2 separate regions of the Homo sapiens genome follow, and region 1 is linked to region 2. A link is a loop called in an ENCODE intact Hi-C map of the cell type or tissue named here. Cell type or tissue: endothelial cell of umbilical vein. All regions are shown on one strand. Each heading gives the region's core, and the rest is flanking DNA. Links, peaks and the distances in the headings are about the cores only. Region 1 overlaps NXPE4 (neurexophilin and PC-esterase domain family member 4). Region 2 has its middle 45 kb from the start of NNMT.

Region 1 (8,336 bases), core at 53-8,052, 250 kb after region 2:
ACGTATCTCGAGGGTTGAGGATGGTGGCTGTGCTATGTGTGGCGCTGGTGGTGGTGTTCACGTGGGTGAAAGGTCTGGGTGGGATCTGCTGATCTAGTTTCTCTATGATTTCCTTTATTCTGAGTTCAGTCTCTGTTAGTGGCTTTAATGATATCAGTGGTGTTTTAGGGAATAAGGACTTTGTGGAGTTGTTCCAGTAATGGAGGGAGATGGATAAGTTTAGAGCAGACCAAACCTGAAATGACAGCAAATGTGACATGAGATGGATAAATTTAGAGCATATCTGAACTGAAATGACAGGAAGTGTAACATGCTATGAAATTAACATGTTCCTAGTCATTTTTACTTATTGTGATTTTGAATATTGATTTACATACTATTATCAATATTATTTAAATTCTCCAATAAAAAGGCATAGAATGGAGATTGACTGACAGGAGAGACAGAGGGACAGGAAGTGAGCAAGATGGCGCAAAGGCAGGGCACCAGGAGGAAAGTCTGTTACTACTACGATAGGGGTGTTGGAAATTACTATTATGGACAAGCCCACCCAAGGAATCCTCACTGAATCTGCGTGACTCATAATTTGCTGCTCAACTATGGTTTCTACTGAAAAATGGAAACCCATCACCCTCACAAAGCCAATGCTGAGGAGATGACCAAGTACCACAGTGATGACTACATTAAATTCTTGTGCTCCATCTATCCAGATTACGTGTCTGAGCACAGCAAGCGGATGCAGAGATTCAACGTTAGTGAGGACTGTCCAGCATTTGATGGCCTGTTTGACTTCTGTCAGTTGTCTACTGGTGGCTCTGTGGCAAGTGCTGTGAAACTTAATGAGCAGCAGATGGACACTGCTGTGAATTGGGCTGGAGGCCTGCACCATGCAAAGAAGTTCAAGGCATCTGGCTTCTGTTATGTTAATGATACAATCTGGGCCACCTTGGAACTGCTAAAGTATCACCAGAGGGTGTTGTATGTTGACGTTGATATTCACCATGATGATGGCATGGAAGAGGCCTTCTATATTACAGGCTAGGCCAGGACTGTGTCCTTTCATAAATATGGAGAGTACTTCCCAGGAGATGGGGACTTATGGGTTATTGGGGCTGGCAAAGGCAGATATTATGCTATTAACTATCTGCTCCTAGATGGGATTGATGATGAGTCCTATGAGGCCATTTTCAAACTGGTCATGTCCAAAGTAATAGAGATGTTCCTGTCTAGTGTGGTGATCTTACAGCATGGCTCAGATGCCTTGTCTAGGGGTCACTTAGATTGCTTTAATCTGATCATCAAAGGGCATGCCAAGTGTGTGGAATCTGTCAAGAGTGTCAACCTGCCTATGTTATTGATGGCAGAAGGTGGTTACACCATTTATAATGTTGCTCAGTGCCCTGGAAATAAGAAAGAGCTGTGGCTCTGGATATGGAGATCCCTAATGAGCCTTCATACAATGATTACTTTGAATACTTTGGACCATATTTCAAGCCCTACATCAGTCCTTCCAATATGACTAACCAGAACACTAATGAGTACCTGGAGAAGATTAAACAGTGGCTGTTTGAGAACCTAGTAATGCAGGCCCATCCACCTGCAGTCCAAATGCAGGTGATTCTGAGGATGCTGTCCCTCAAGAGGGTGGCGATGAGAATGAAGAAGACCCTGACAAGCTCATCTCCATCCGTTTCTCTGACAGATGAATTACCTGTGAGGAAGAGTTCTTCGACTCTGATGAGGAGGGAGAGCGTGGCTGCAAGATCTCTCCCATCTTCAAAAAAGCCAAGAGGATTAAAACAGGATGAAAAAGAGAGACTCAGAGATGAAGAAATGTCACAGAAGAGGAGAAAAATGAAGGAGGAGAAGCCAGGAGCCAAAGAGGTCAAGGAGCAGGTCAAGCTGGCCTGAGGGAACCTCCCCTGCTCTGGCTTCCTGCCTAGTCCCCAATCTTTCTCTCCCAAACCCTCAGATTTTATGTCTTCTATTTCTCCAGGTATTCATATAAAATTTATTAAATATAAATAGTTCCAGGGACTAGACAGAAATTAAGACCCTGAGCCCAGGGCAGCTGTGCTGGGTGATCTCTTCTAGGAAATGCCTTGCCACCTATCCCTCTGCAGGTCTTAACTCTGAAGCATAAAAGGCGCCAGGTCTGGGTGAAGGGAATACTTTTGTGCAAACAGAAGACAAAATCCTGAAATGCCAAGTGCCTGCTTAGTAGCTTTGGAAAGGTGCCTTTATTGCACCTTCTAAAAGGGGTGTCTGGGTCTTCAAGGTTGCCCTGTTCTTTTCAGCTCCTAAGTAACATCAGCCATTTTTAGATTGGTTCCATTCTCATACCTTCTCACTGGCCTCAAGTGAGCCAAAAAACTCACACTGCCTGCCATCTGTCTTCCCCCAGTTCTGCAGGTGGAGGATGGTAGTCTAGTCTCCTGCCATCCTCCACCTGCAGAATTGGGGGAGTTTTGAGATACTATTTTTATTTTTGTGAGACTCTGTAATAAAATGGTATATTTCATTACTCCCTACCCCAAAGACAGAATGGTTGAGTAGATTTTAAAAAAACAAGACCTAACTCTATCCTTCTGCAAGAGATTCACTTCAGCTTTAAGGACACACATAGACTGAAAGTGAAGTAATGGAAAAAGATATTCCATGCAAATGGAAACCAAAAGAGAGCAGGAGTCACTATGCTTATATCAGATAAATTGGATTTAAGTCAAAAACTGTAAAAAGAGAAAAAGAAGGTCATTATGTAATAATAAAGAGATCAATTCATCAAGAGAAAATGACAAATATATGTACGTGTGTGTGTGTGTGTATATATATGTATATACATTCAACATTTAGAACACCTAAATATATAAAGGAAATGAAACAGGAACTAGAAAGAAATTATTTAGGTAGACAGTGAGGGTAAAGGAGTCCTTGGCAAGGCTTCCCTTTTTAACAAAAAGGAGCCCCCAAATCATTTCTTTTCTAACAAAGAGCAGCCTGAAAAATCAAGCTGCAAACATAGATAAGCCAGCTGAAAACTTGCATGGGTGAATGCTGGCGGCTGTGTCAATAGAAAAGGGCTACCTGAGGGCCAGGCATGTTCAACATGGAGGCTCCATCTTCCCTTTTCTTTGTCACCATGTGTACAGTAAAAAAGCAGGCAACATGGAGCTGGCCAGGTAGAGAACCCATCTGCATAATGAAAGATTAGAGTGGGACAGCCAGCTTCTTCATATGCTATGCAAATGGCACACCGAGTCCTAACCAGTTCTTTGTGTGCTATGCAAATGTTACACCTGGGGTGACCAATCTTTTTTGCCCTGTGTAAATCAGACACTACCTCCTCAAGCTCATCTATAAAATCTCCTGCACTTCACTGTGGACCAAAAGACCCACTTAAATCCCCTGTCTCTACAGAAGAGAGCTTTTCTCTTTCTTTTGCCTGTTAAACCTCTGCTCTTAAACTCACTCCTTGTATGTCCATGTCCTTGATTTCCTTGGAGAGAGACAATGAACCTCGGGTATTATCCCAGATGAAAAATGCCATTTCATTATGGGAGCCCACCTGGGATCCGAGGAAGATTCATAGAAGGGGGAGTATAGAAGTGGACCCCAACTCCTTCTTTTTATTTCAAGGCCTTCTGCTCTCCATTTAAAAATCAAACCAAATACTGGGCCCCCAATCAGCCATTTAAAAAGTTAGCGTGGCTACCAGCCTTACAAGACTCAGGGGACAGGCTTGCCAGGGAGAACTTAGCTAATCCCCCCATGTCCTCAGGGTGCTGGGAATGTTGGCTTTGTTTCTAATTGGTTTCCTTTTACAGAGAGCCTTGCTGTCATGTGGGGCTGGAAGAGGTTGAGAGGCACTGAAGGTTCCTTGCCAGGGAGACACCCTGGTGTTACCTGAAGGTTTCTGGACTAATTCCAGCCTCCAACAGCCTGATGGGTGATGGCAACAGGATCTGCAAGCTTTTTCTATTGCAAATTTTCTCCTTTCCTATCCGCAACTTCCATGTCTCCTATCCACTCTCTGTATGCAATGCTTTAAAAATTTTTACAGTTCGGTGAAGTAATCCTCTTAGGCAAGATAAGGAAATGCCATAATGCCTGGGAATATAGCTCATGGGATTGCCGTTTTTGTGATTTTCTAGGCACAGAGGTCCTCCTTCCCTCCCCACACCCCCTGTGAACATCTCTCTCTTTACCCTTGGTCTGGAGAGCACATGGTATTTCAAGGTCAACAGCATCACCTAGTGGAACGGGAACCCTATTCCATGAGGCATATTGTTGGCCCTTTGCGGAAACACTCTTAACTTCCTAATTCTCGCTTTTTTTGCCCCTCTACAAGAGACCAGGCTTTATGCTCCTTCTTTGAACAAGAAAACTCTGTCTTCAACAATGAGGGGAAAAAGGTCCTCCAAAACCAAATTTTAGTCTGAACATGGTCCCATCAGCAGGAAAACAACCATTTGGTTCCTACGTTCTTTTAAGGCACCTATTCTGCCTCCAATTAAAATGGTACTTAAATAGTAAGAGGAATTTAATTCCGGAAGTTAACCAGAGCCACTGCCTAAGAATAAATACTTTAGTACAGGACATAATAGCAAATTGTACAGCTCAAACCTGCATTCTCTATTAAAGGGCATTACCCAAATGTAACTGTAACGAAGTCTCTCTCAAGATCCATCTATTGGAGAGTCATGCAGATCACACAAGTCTAGAAAGTCAAAGGGAAATCACCAGCAAAGGACTAGAGTCACATGGGTGAGCATGACTAATCCCAATCCATTGGTTCCTCTGGTTTCATTGCTATGGGTTATGCTTGCATCAATGGATGGCACCTTAAAAGATGCCAGGGCTCAGGGCGCCAAGGAGGGAAAACAGTTGGGGGGATGCCCCCACTGTCTTCCCCTCCACCCTAGGCCTTTCCAAAGGAAACGAAGGTGACTAAAGGGACACCTTTTTTCTTGCTTCTCTTTCTAGATGAATAACAGACCATCTTTGGTCTGCACTCCTCTGGAGTGCTTTCTGAAGCACTGGGATTCCTTTGACCCTGAGACTGAAGAAAAAGTGGCTCATTTTCTTTTGCATAAGGGTGTGGCCTTCTTACCATCTTGAACCATCCTGGCCTGCAGAGGGGAGCCTTAATTTTAATACTATCCAACAATTAGATATTTTCTGTAGATGGGACAGCAAATGGTCAGAGGTCTCTTAGGTACAGGCTTTCTTTGCCCTGTGAGACAACCCAGAACTTTGCAAGCATTGCACAATCAGCTCAGCTCTTTCAGCAGTCATATCAGGAGGGCCCAAAGGGAATGATTCCCCAAAACTAGAGAAGCAACCTCCAGGGAACTATCTGAGGCAGCTATTGAGTGTCCAGGCCCTTCTTGTCCTCCCTCTCTGGGGCCCCCTCCAGCTGTGCCATCAGGTCCTTTAGCTCCACCATCTCCAAAACTCCCCACTCCCCTAGCTTCACTCTTATCCTTACAGGAAATGCTCAATGGAGGTGATGTCACTAGGGTTCCCTTCTTATTGCAGGATCTTAGACAAATAAAGGGAGACTTAGGCCAATTTTCTGATGACCCTGATAAGTATATAAAAGCTTTCCAAAATTTAACTCAGGTGTCTAACCTCTCATGGAGGGATGTTATGCTGCTCCTAAGCCAAACCCTAACTGCAGCTGAAAAACAGGCAGCTCTGCAGGCAGGGGAGAAATTCAAAGATGAGCAATATGTCTCCTATAGTAGGCCAAAAGGGAAAAAAGAATATAGAGAAAATGAAGAAATAGGGGAGCCATCATTCCCAATACGAAGAGAGGCACTACCTCTTGACAACCTTGTTTGGAACCCCAGTGACATCACAGATGAATAGAAAAGGAAACACTTTTTAATGTGCATATTGGGGGGCCTATGAAGAACTAAGGCCAAACCTCTTAACTACTCTAAACTGTCCATGGTAGACCAAAATCCAGGTAAGAATCCCACAGCCTTTATGGAAAGGCTGAAAGAAGCACTAATAAAACACACCTTCTTGTCCCCTGATTCAGTAGAGGGACAGCTCATCCTAAATGACAAGTTTATTACACAGGCAGCTCCCAATATTAGAAGGAAACTACAGAAGTAGGCTATAGGGCCAGATAGCATTTTGGAGAACCTCCTGAGGGTGGCCACCTTAGTCTTTTATAGTAGGGACCAGGAGGAGACCCAGGAAAAAGAGAGGAAACACAAGAGAAGGACTGAGGCTCTGGTAGCTGCTTTGCAGGCTTGCAAAGTCTGGGATCCCTGAGGTGCATCTGCGAGTTGCTATTGATGTGGGAAGTCAGAGGACTTTAAAAAGGATATCCAGGAAGCAAGAAGAAGCCACCTCGACCCTCTCTAGCCTGTGGTGGGGACCACTGGTGATCAGACTGCCCCCAGAGATGAAGGTCAACAGGTTCAGAACCAGTCTCAAAGATGGTCCAGCAGGACTGATGGGTCCTGGTGCTCAAGCCCTGGCTCCAGTGGCTCAAATTCCCATTACAGCACAGGAGGCCCAGGTAATTCTGGAAACTGAAGGAAGGAAGGTGGACCTCCTTCTGGACACCAGAGCCAGCCTCTTTTCTCCTCTATAATCGAGGCCTCCCCTTTTCCCATAGCATGAGGGGTGTGGGGTGTCTCATAAACACTCTGATATGTTTTTCTCAACCCCTTAGGTGCAGTTGGGGGGACATATTATTTACATGTGCCTTTTAAATCATGCCTGAAAGTCCCACTTCTTTATTAGGTAGAGACGTTCTAGCTTGCATGTGGGCCAGCATACTTATAGCCCCAGGAAAAACTCTTTTTCTCCTCTAGTGGAAGCTAATATCAATCCAGAAGTCTGGGCAACTCAAGGAAGAATAGGTTGAGTTGTAACCACTATGCCAGTCTGGATCTATCCTAATGATCCCACTTTTTTCCTAATCGGAGACAATATCCCCTAAAGCCAGAGGGTAAGAAAGGGCTAGAAGCCATTATTAATAACCTGAAGATGCAGGGCCTCCTTAAACCCTGTAACAGTCCCTACAACACCCCAATATTAGGAGCACAAAAACCCAATGCAGAATGGAGATTCATTAATGAGGCCATAGTCTCAATCCATCTGGTAGTACCTAATCCCTATACCTTGCTAATCCAAATGCCTGAGGGAACTAAATGGTTTACAGTCTTAGATTTAAAGGATGCCTTTTTCTGCATACTGTTACATCCTGACTCTCAATACCTGTTTGCCTTTGAAGAATGCTTCTGGCCAAACTGCCCAGTTAAAATGGATGGTGCTGCCTCAGGGATTTTGAGATAATCCCTCATTTGTTTGGACAGGCATTGTCAAAGGACCTCTCTGAGTTTTCCCATCCTCAGGTCAGGGTCTTGCAATATGTGGATGATATACTGCTCTGTGCCCCAACTGAGGAAACCTCTTGGGAAGGCACTGAAACTCTTTTTAATTTCTTAGCTGACAGAGCATATAAGATTTCAAAATCTAAGGCCCAGCTTTGCAAAACCTTGGTAAAGTACCTTGGTTTAGTGCTTCTGAAAGGACCAGAGCATTAGGGGAAGAAAGAATTAAGCCCATTTCCTCCTTCCCCCTCCCTAAAATCCTCAAGCAACTGACAAGATTTTGGGGCATTACAGGATTTTGCAGGCTATGGATACCTGGGTATGGTGAGATAGATCATCCTCTATATCACTTCATAAAAGAAACTCAAGTGGATAAAATTCATCTCCTAACCTGGAAACCTAAAGCTCAAAAGGCCTTTAGCCAGTGAAAGCAAGCCTTACTTAAGGTACCAGCCCTCAGCCCCTCTGTAGGGAGGGCCTTCAATCTTTATGTATCAGAAAGGAAAGGAATGGGCATGGGAATTTTAATTCAGGCCTGAGGACCAGCTCAACAACTAGTGGGCTACCTGAGTAAGAAACTTGATTTGCAGGTAAAGGATGGCCAGCATGCCTCTGAGCAATTGCCATATTGGCCCTACTGGTACTGGAGGTCATCAAATTAACCCTGGGAAATGGTTTAACTGTTTATGCCCCACACAATGTAGCAGGATTGCTGTCTTTTATGGGGAACCTTTGGCTAACAGTCCGTTGGCTCCTTAAATATCAGGCTCTGCTGTTAGAAGGGTCAGCAGTTCTGTTAAAAACTTGTTCTTGCCTAAACCCAGCCACTTTCCTCCCCAAGAAAACTGGGGAACCTGAACATGACTGTGAGCAAGTTGTGGTACAGATCTATGAAGCCAGGGAGGATCTCAGGGAAACTCCCCTGGAAAATCCAGACTGGACCATCTTCACAGATGGCAGTTCTTTTGTAGAGCAAGAAGT
Region 2 (8,336 bases), core at 91-8,090:
AACCTCTTTCAAAGATAGAAGCACAAGGAATACTTCCTAACTCATTCTATGAAGTCAACATCACCTTCATACCAAAACCAGGCAAACACATTGGAAGAAAATAAATCCGCAGTTCAATATATCTTGGCTGGGTGCAGTGGCTCACGCCTGTAATCCCAGCACTTTGGGAGGCCGAAGCGGGAGGATCACCTGAGGTCAGGAGTTCGAGACCAGCCTGGCCAATATGGCAAAACCCTGTCTCTACTAAAAATACAAAAATTAGCCGGGTGTGGTGGTGCATGCCTGTGATCCCAGCTACTACTCAGGAGGCTGAGACAGGAGAATCGCTTGAACCTGGGAGGCAGAGATTGCAGTGAGCCAAGATCACGTCACTGTACTCCAGAGAGACTCTGTCTCCAAAAAAAAAAAAAAAAAATCCACAGTTCAGTATCTCTCATGAACATAGATGCAAAAATTCTCAACAAAATGTTAACAAATTGAATCCATCAAAGTATAAAAAGAATTGTGTGCCACACCAAGGGGGATTTATCCCAGGAATGAAAGGCTGTTTCAACATTTGACAACTAATTAAGGCTATCCATCATATCAACAGGCTAAAGAACAAAATACAGATGATTACATCAATAGATGTAGAAAAAACCTTTGACAAAATCTAACACTTGCTCATGATAAAAGAAAAAGAAAAAGAAAAAAAAAACTCCTCAGTAAATGAGAAATAGAGGGGGAACTTCCTCAACTTGATAAAGAATATCTACAAAAAATATACAGATAACGTCATATTTAATGGTGAGAAATTAGAAGCTTTCTCATTAAGATCAGGAACAAGGCAAACACATACTCTCTCACCACAGCTTTTCAACATTATGCTAGAAATCCTAGCTAATGCAATGAGATAAGTAAAGAAAATGTATACTGACTGAGAAGGAAGAAATAAAACTATCTTGTTCACAAAAGACATGATTGTCTAAAAGAAAATCTGAAAGAATCAGGCCAGGTGTGGTAGCTCACGCCTGTAATCCCAGCACTTTGGGAGGCCGAGGCGGGTGGATCACAAGGTCAGGAGTTCAAGGCCAGCCTTACCAACATGGTGAAACCCCATCTCTACTAAAAATACAAAAATTAGCCAGGTGTGGTGGCGTGTGCCTGTAATCCCAGCTACTCAAGAGGCTGAGGCAGGAGAATTGCTTGAACCCAGGAGGCGGAGGTTGCAGTGAGCCGAGATCACACCACTGCACTCCAGCCTGGACGACAGAGCGAGACTCCATCTCAAAATAAAAAAAGAAAGAAAATCTGAAAAATCAAGAAAAAAAGCTCCTGGAACTAATAAACAATTATAACAAGGTTTCAGGATGCAAGGTTAATATACAAAAGTCAATCATTTTTCTGCATAGCAACAATGAACAAGTGGAATTTGATATTAAAAAGAAATTGTCATTTATATTAACAGTGCCTCAAAATAAAATACTTGGGTATAAATCTAACAAAACCTGTACATGGTCTATATAAGGAAGGCCATAAAACTGATGAAAGAAACCAATGAAAAACTAAATAAATAGAGAAATATTCCATGTTCATAGATAGAAAAACTCAGTATTAGTCAAGATATTAGTTCTTCACAACTTGATCTATAGATTCAATGCAATCAAAATCAAAATCCTAGTAAGATATTTTGTGGCTATCAATAATCTGATTCCAATGTTTATATGAAGAGTCAAAAGACAGTCAATAACCACCACAAGATTGAAAGAAAAGAACAAAATTGGAGGACTGACATCAAGACTTATGATATTACTATAACTACCCTAAAGCCACAGTGATAAAGACGGTGTGGTATTGGTGAAAAAACTGGCAGAGGATCAATAGGATAGAATAGAAAGCCCAGAAATAGACCTACATAAACACAATCAACTAATCTTTGAAAAGGGGGCAAAGGCAATACAATGGAGACAAGATAGGCTTTACAATAAGTGGTGCTGGAACAACTGAACATTCACATGCAGAGAAGTGAATCTCGACACAGACTTTCCACCCATCACAAAAATTAATTCAAAATACCCCACAGACCAAAATATCAAACTGTAAAACTAGAAGATAACATAGGAGAAAATCTAGATGCCCTTGGGTTTGTCAATGACTTTTTAGATATAATACCGAAACCACAATACATGAAAAAAAGAACTGATATGCTGGACTTCTTTAAAATTAAAGATTTCTGCTCTGCCAAAGACACTGTCAAGAAAATGAAAAGACAAGCTGCAGACTGAGAGAGAGAGAAGATATTTGTTAAAAACACACCTGACAAAGGACTGGTACCCAAAATATGCAAAGAACTCTTGAAACTCAACAATAAGAAGACAGAGAACCCAATTAAAAAATGGGCCAAAGAACTTAACAAATACCTCCCCAAAGAAGACATGTAATGGCAAATAAACACATAAAAAGATGCCCCACATCATATGTCATCAGAGAGATGCAAATTAAAACAACAATGAGATACCACTACACACCTATCAGAGTGGCCAAAATTCAGAACATTGAAAACACCAAATGCTGGTGAGGCTGTGAAGCGACAGGAACTCTCCTTTATTGCTGGTGGAAATGCAAAATGCTATAGACACTTTGGAAGACAGTAAGACAGTAAAAAGATCCATGCTTGCTAGGGGTTGGGAGGAAGAAGGAATGAACAGGTGGAGCACAGATGATTTTTAGGGCAGTAAAAATACTCTGTATGATTCTATAATGGTGGATACATGTCATTATACATTTGTTTAAACCCATAAAATGTACAATACCAAGCATAAACCCTAAGGTAAGCTTTGGACGCTGAGTGATAATGACTGATGGTGAGTGTCAATGTAGGTCCAGCAATGATAGCAAATGCACCACTCTGGTGGGGGATGTTGATAATGGCGGATGCCTTGCATATGGGGAGCAGAGGGTGTATGGGAAGTCTCAGAAACTTCCACTCAATTTTTCTGTGAACCTAAAACTGTCTAAAAAATAAAATCTACTTACAAAGTAATAACAATAATAACAGTAATTTATTTTGAACATGATATTATATATTTGACCCCTTACTTTTTTCTTTGGATATGTGTGTGTTGGGGGAATGACATCAAAGGCCTTTTAGTTTTTTTAAACTTGGTTTTTTCTTCCCTTCCATGAGGCTGACACAGGAAAATCTGACTTTGTACTCTGGCCATTATCAGAAAACTCTAGCATGGTTAGGGGAAACTGTGGCCTCTCTAAACTAATATGCTTATGTGTTACAGTGCATGTTAATTGGAAATCTGCAACTACCAAAAATGTCACTCAAACTGGCTTGAACGTTAAAGAAAATTTATTGATTTACAAACCTGAAAAGCCTAAAGATATCAGGCTTCAGTCAAGACTTGATTCAGCAACTCAAGGGCAGCAAAGACCCCGGAGGCTTTTCATTTCTCCTCTCTGCGTTACACAACATGTATTTTCTCCAAGTGGCCACAAGATGGCTGCAAGTAGCTTTCAGCGCTGCGATGTCCTTGCTCATATCCAAAGAGACGAGAATGTCCCTCAAGTAGCTTCTAAGGAAGAATGAAGTCGTTTTCTCCAGGATCCTCAAGGAAATGTGCCTTTGTCTTTGAGTAACACTAATTAGGTTCTATGTCCATCCCTGGCCACTCGTGGGGTGGGGTGGCCGTGTCGATAGCCTTAAGTCAGTCAAGCCCCATTCTTGGAACTGGGTGTGAAGTCAGCTTCCCTTCCAGCACAGGGGTTGTGTGAGGGAGGGGTGAACGCCCAGATGGAAATCAGGGTGCTGAGTCAGGAACTGGATGGCATTCGCTCCAGAGCCGCACATTTCCTCAGGAGAGAAGGCTCTTTCCTTTCCTTTCTCTGGTCTTGGAGCGGAAACGGCTTGGCGGCTCAGTTAGCACAGGATGAGACTCCAGGAAAGGACGCAGGGAGTGGGCTCATCTCCAGTCTAACCCCTAGTCTAGCTCACACGTGCCCCCACCCCTACCCCTCACAGTTCACCTGGATAGCAGACCAGGCTTGAGAGCAAGAGCCTATCTAGAAACAGGTGGAGTGCTCTGCTAGAACTCCTTGTCTATGGCTATTTTAGGAACCCCACCGAGTGGCAGCTGCAGGCAGCAGTTGAGCAGGTGGTGGCACAGGAACTGGGGGTTTAGCATGGTGGTCATCTTCTCACCACCAGCACCACTAACTAAGAAAGAGGCACCTGCAGACCGATATGTATACTCACCAGCTTTGTGATGATAACTACATCATTTAATGTTTCTGTTCTTTCTTTTCTTCATCTATAAAGTGGGGATCATGTGATAATAATAACCTCCTTGCCTATTTTGTGTTGAAAAAAGAGGAAATGTTTCTGTTCCCTGTCTCATCTTTTAATCTTGACCTATACAATTGGGAACTTCTACCCCGAGACTTCTGGCTTCCCTTTCTTCTCCCTTGCTAGTTCCTCCCAAAGGAAGAAGGATTTACAGATTGTGTTGGTCAGCCACTTATCACTGATAGAGCCACCCTTGATAGCAGGGTTACATCACAGGAAGCACTGAAGGCCAGCACTAATGCTTGGCATAGCCCCCTGCATCATCTTCCTTTCCCATTGCTGTAGGTAAGCAGACACATACATTTTTGAAATTGGTAAACTCAGCCAAAGATCCTTTCAAGATCTGCTCAGCTCTCTGGCCCCGAGAGTGCCCCTTCCAAATTTAGAAGGATTGGAGAGAGGAGCCTTCACTTTGACATGGGCTCACCACCTCCAGTTCAGCTTTTACCAGGCCTTTGCATTAGAATCTTGGGTTCTTCAACCCAAATATCCATCAATAATAGGCTGGATTAAGAAAATGTGGCACATACATATACACCATGGAATACTATGCAGCCATAAAAAATGATGAGTTCATGTCCTTTGTAGGGACTTGGATGAAGCTGGAAACCATCATTCTCAGCATTGATGACGGGGGGGAGGGATAGCATTAGGAGATATACCTAATGCTAAATGACGAGTTAATGGGTGCAGCATACCAACATGGCACATGTATACATATGTAACAAATCTGCATGTTGTGCACACGTACCCTAAAACTTAAAGTATAATAATAATAAAATTTAAAAAAAGAAAATGTGGCACATATACACCATGGAATACTATGCAGCCATAAAAAAGGATGAGTTCATGTCCTTTGTAGGGACATGGATGAAGCTGGAAACCATCATTCTGAGCAAACTATCACAAGGACAGAAAACCGAACACCGCATGTTCTCACTCATAGGTGGGAATTGAACAATGAGAACACTTGGATACAGGGTGGGGAACATCACACACTGGTGTCTGACATGGGGTGGGGGGAAGGGGGGAGGGATAGCATTAGGAGAAATACCTGATGTAAATGATGAGTTAATGGGCGAAGCACACCAACATGGCACATGTATACATATGTAACAAACCTGCACGTTGTGCACAGGTACCCTAGAACTTAAAGTATAATAATAATAATAATAAAAGAAAGTCATAACAAGAATTAAAAAAACTTGGGTTCTTGTCCTGCCATCTTTTAATAAAGTGAGAAATCCTTCTCAGCTGGCTACTGATCTTTGTATATGGGCTTCTTTGGCAGGAAACTGGGGGAGGACTTAGGAGTGGGGTGGGGAGAAGGTGGAAATACATGCCAAGGCCTATCTCACTCCCCTATACCCTGCTGGGTTGTGGAGGTGAAATTAAGTTGCATAGTTGAAAGTATTTTAGAAGTGAAACTGAGCACAGATGTCAGGCAGCACTAGCCTCAAGGTGGATGGCGTAAGGAGTGATGCCCTCTCCTAGGAAATGGCTGGTGCAGATGTCAGTTCTATAAGGAATATTCCCACTTCAGTTACTGGAACTTTGATTATTAGCCGGGAGATTTTTCTCCTCCCAGATGTGGCTTGAATAAAAGTGTGTCCTCACATAAGACATTGAGTGGGCACCACTCAGAAGCTGACTGATGTTATTGAGTAAAAGGGAGGGTGCCCAGTGCACTAGAAGCCAATACTGTGACACCAGGTTTTGGAGAAAAGAAAAGATTTATGTTGAAAGTGGACTCTCAAGGAGACAGGAGTCAAGTTCAAATCTGTTTCCCTGCACTGGCTTCCAAGCAGTATTTTTATTAGAAAAGGTTCAGGGGTTAGATTCTGAGACTATATAGGTAACTGGTGAAAGGAAACAGGAGGTCTGGGAAGGCCCTGCGCATGTCCAGTTGTTTCTTCCTGCTATCTCATGGGTCACATGTGTGAATTTGGGGGGAGTTAGTATGAAACATGTGGAAATTCGGGCTGGGACGCCAGCAAGCTTGTTCTGTGCAAACTCCAGTCAGCCATCTTAGTTTCCACCGATTCTAGCCAGGTTTTTCTTGATGTCAGCGTCAGAGTCTCAGCAAGTTGTTTCTTTTCTTACCTGCTGTCCTGCAAACAAGAATTTTTGTTAGTCGTTGGTTTCTTTAACTCTTTGGGACACAATTCCAATGTGCCCTACTTGGAGGAACAGTTAGTAGCAGATCCTCTCTTCTTCCTCCTCTATGAGAAAAAGTAACTTTTTGTTAAGTCCACTTCCTTTCAATGTGCTTCGAATTTCAGTGTCTCCTGGGATACGTTGTCCTAACTCTGTCTTTTCATTTTAGCTACACTCACTCTTTTTCTTTCTACTTCCTTTTACTATCCACCCTCTTCTTCCTTAGCTCCAGAATGATTTTCAAACCAATGGTGGTACTAAGTCGCTCTCTCTATTGTCACTAATGATGTCATAATCATCTCATTCACATTCAAAGTTCTGTTTTAGTTCTCATCCTCCTTGATGTCCCTGTCATTGTTGTTCGCCATTTTTAAAAAATTATTTAATATCATCATTGTTTATTTTTAAAAGAACATCTGCAATTGCACTATAATGCCACTACACAGATATCTTTTTGACCTTGTCTAGTCTCTTGACATACTTACTTTTTTTTTTTACAAAGTTGGAAACAATGTACATATTGTTTCTTGCTTTGTTCTTTCATGTAATATTATTTCTAGACACATCATACAAGGGTAAAGCTGAAGGAAGCCTACAGATCTCATATGCCCTCTATATTTTACAGGTGAGAAAACTAAGATTTGTTGGAAATGCTCAGTGGAAAGCACCAGTGGCCAGGACCAGCAATTCCCAAATCCCAGTCAGCCCTCTACCTTGGCTATAGAACCCACAGGAGGGTTTCCCCAGTTTGGAGAGAGCACTTGGGGTGTTTATTTAAAATGTAATTTCCTGAACCTACCACATCACTGAATCAGGATCTTCAATAATGGGGCATACACATTTGTAGTTTTTAAAAAGATACCTAGGTGACTCTTCAGCATATTACGATTTGAGGCCAGGTGCAATGATTCATGACTGTAATCCCAATGCTTTGGAAGGGCAAGGTGGGAGGATTTCTTGAACCCAGGAGTTTGAGGTTACAGTGAGGTGTTACAGTGCCACTGCACTCTACCCTAGGCAACAGAGGGAGAACTTGTCTCAAAAAAATAAAAATACACATATACACATGTACCCCTGAACCTAAAATAAAAGTTAAAATAAATAAATAAAAATAAATAAAATTCAAGAACCACCGTTTGAAGAGTTTAAGTCACAGAAGACACAGAGGCAAATGTTCAGCACTATAAACCAGGACTTCTGAGCTGAGCTAGACTACCACAGACTTTGCCAAAACTAGAGGCAACGTAAACAGCCAGTTCCTTGTCTAAGCAGAAGAAGTCACCTTCAGGCCTGTCTTACCACAACCAAACCAGTAGAAACCGACGCACTTGTTCATATGAACTATAAGTAGCTTGTTCATGTTACTATAAGTAACTCATACAGTTTCTGGGTTTTTGAGCTATAGGAGAGAAGAGGGAAGAAAGAAATAGCCTAAGAGAGATTCAAGAGAGCTGTTGACACCATCTAAGAAAAAAGTTAATCCAGTCCAGTTGTATTAAATATCACTTTATTCTTCCCAACACATATGCCCTATATGTAGATTGGCACAAAATTGCATGCCTATTACAATTTCTGCCATCTATGGCTTCATTTCAGCCATGGTTTTAAAAGTAGAGCTCTCTGGGTGTATTGTGTGAATGGCTGCAGGTTGTGGGGGTTGGGGAAACCATGAAGTGTTGGAGAGAGGAGATGGGCTGGCAGTAAACCTTTGAGCATGCCTATAAATTAGACCAGTGTTTTATGAACTGCTGGTTGTGATATATTAGAGGGTTTGAAATCAATTTAGTGACCAGCACTTTTATATGGAGTGGAAAGGAATGAAATGGAGAGTAGAACAGAATAGAAT

What was found. Peaks named below come from ENCODE experiments on the same cell type or tissue, not always from the same donor. Only the 100,000 strongest peaks of a DNase experiment are listed, where the experiment ranks them.
Region 1: a loop joins it to region 2, with 11 times the contacts of the local background. A loop is called at or near these places in 12 of 110 quality-filtered maps.

Annotation. Positions count from the first base shown.
Region 1 is chr11:114,582,787-114,591,122 of GRCh38, forward strand. It overlaps NXPE4 (neurexophilin and PC-esterase domain family member 4), which reads right to left. Exons shown (of 6, transcript NM_001077639.2): 3 at 1-235. It also overlaps a transcript of NXPE2 not described here and the pseudogene LOC100132172. Among named protein-coding and RNA genes, the nearest start is that of NXPE4, 8.8 kb to the right of the region's middle. In endothelial cell of umbilical vein, for the core only: no CTCF peak of the experiment used is centred there; no DNase peak of the experiment used is centred there.
Region 2 is chr11:114,336,921-114,345,256 of GRCh38, forward strand. No RefSeq gene overlaps it. Among named protein-coding and RNA genes, the nearest start is that of NNMT, 45 kb to the left of the region's middle. In endothelial cell of umbilical vein, for the core only: a CTCF peak has its summit at 3,478 (motif pointing right); a DNase peak (open chromatin) is centred at 3,621; H3K4me3 peaks cover 372 bases; H3K27ac peaks cover 414 bases.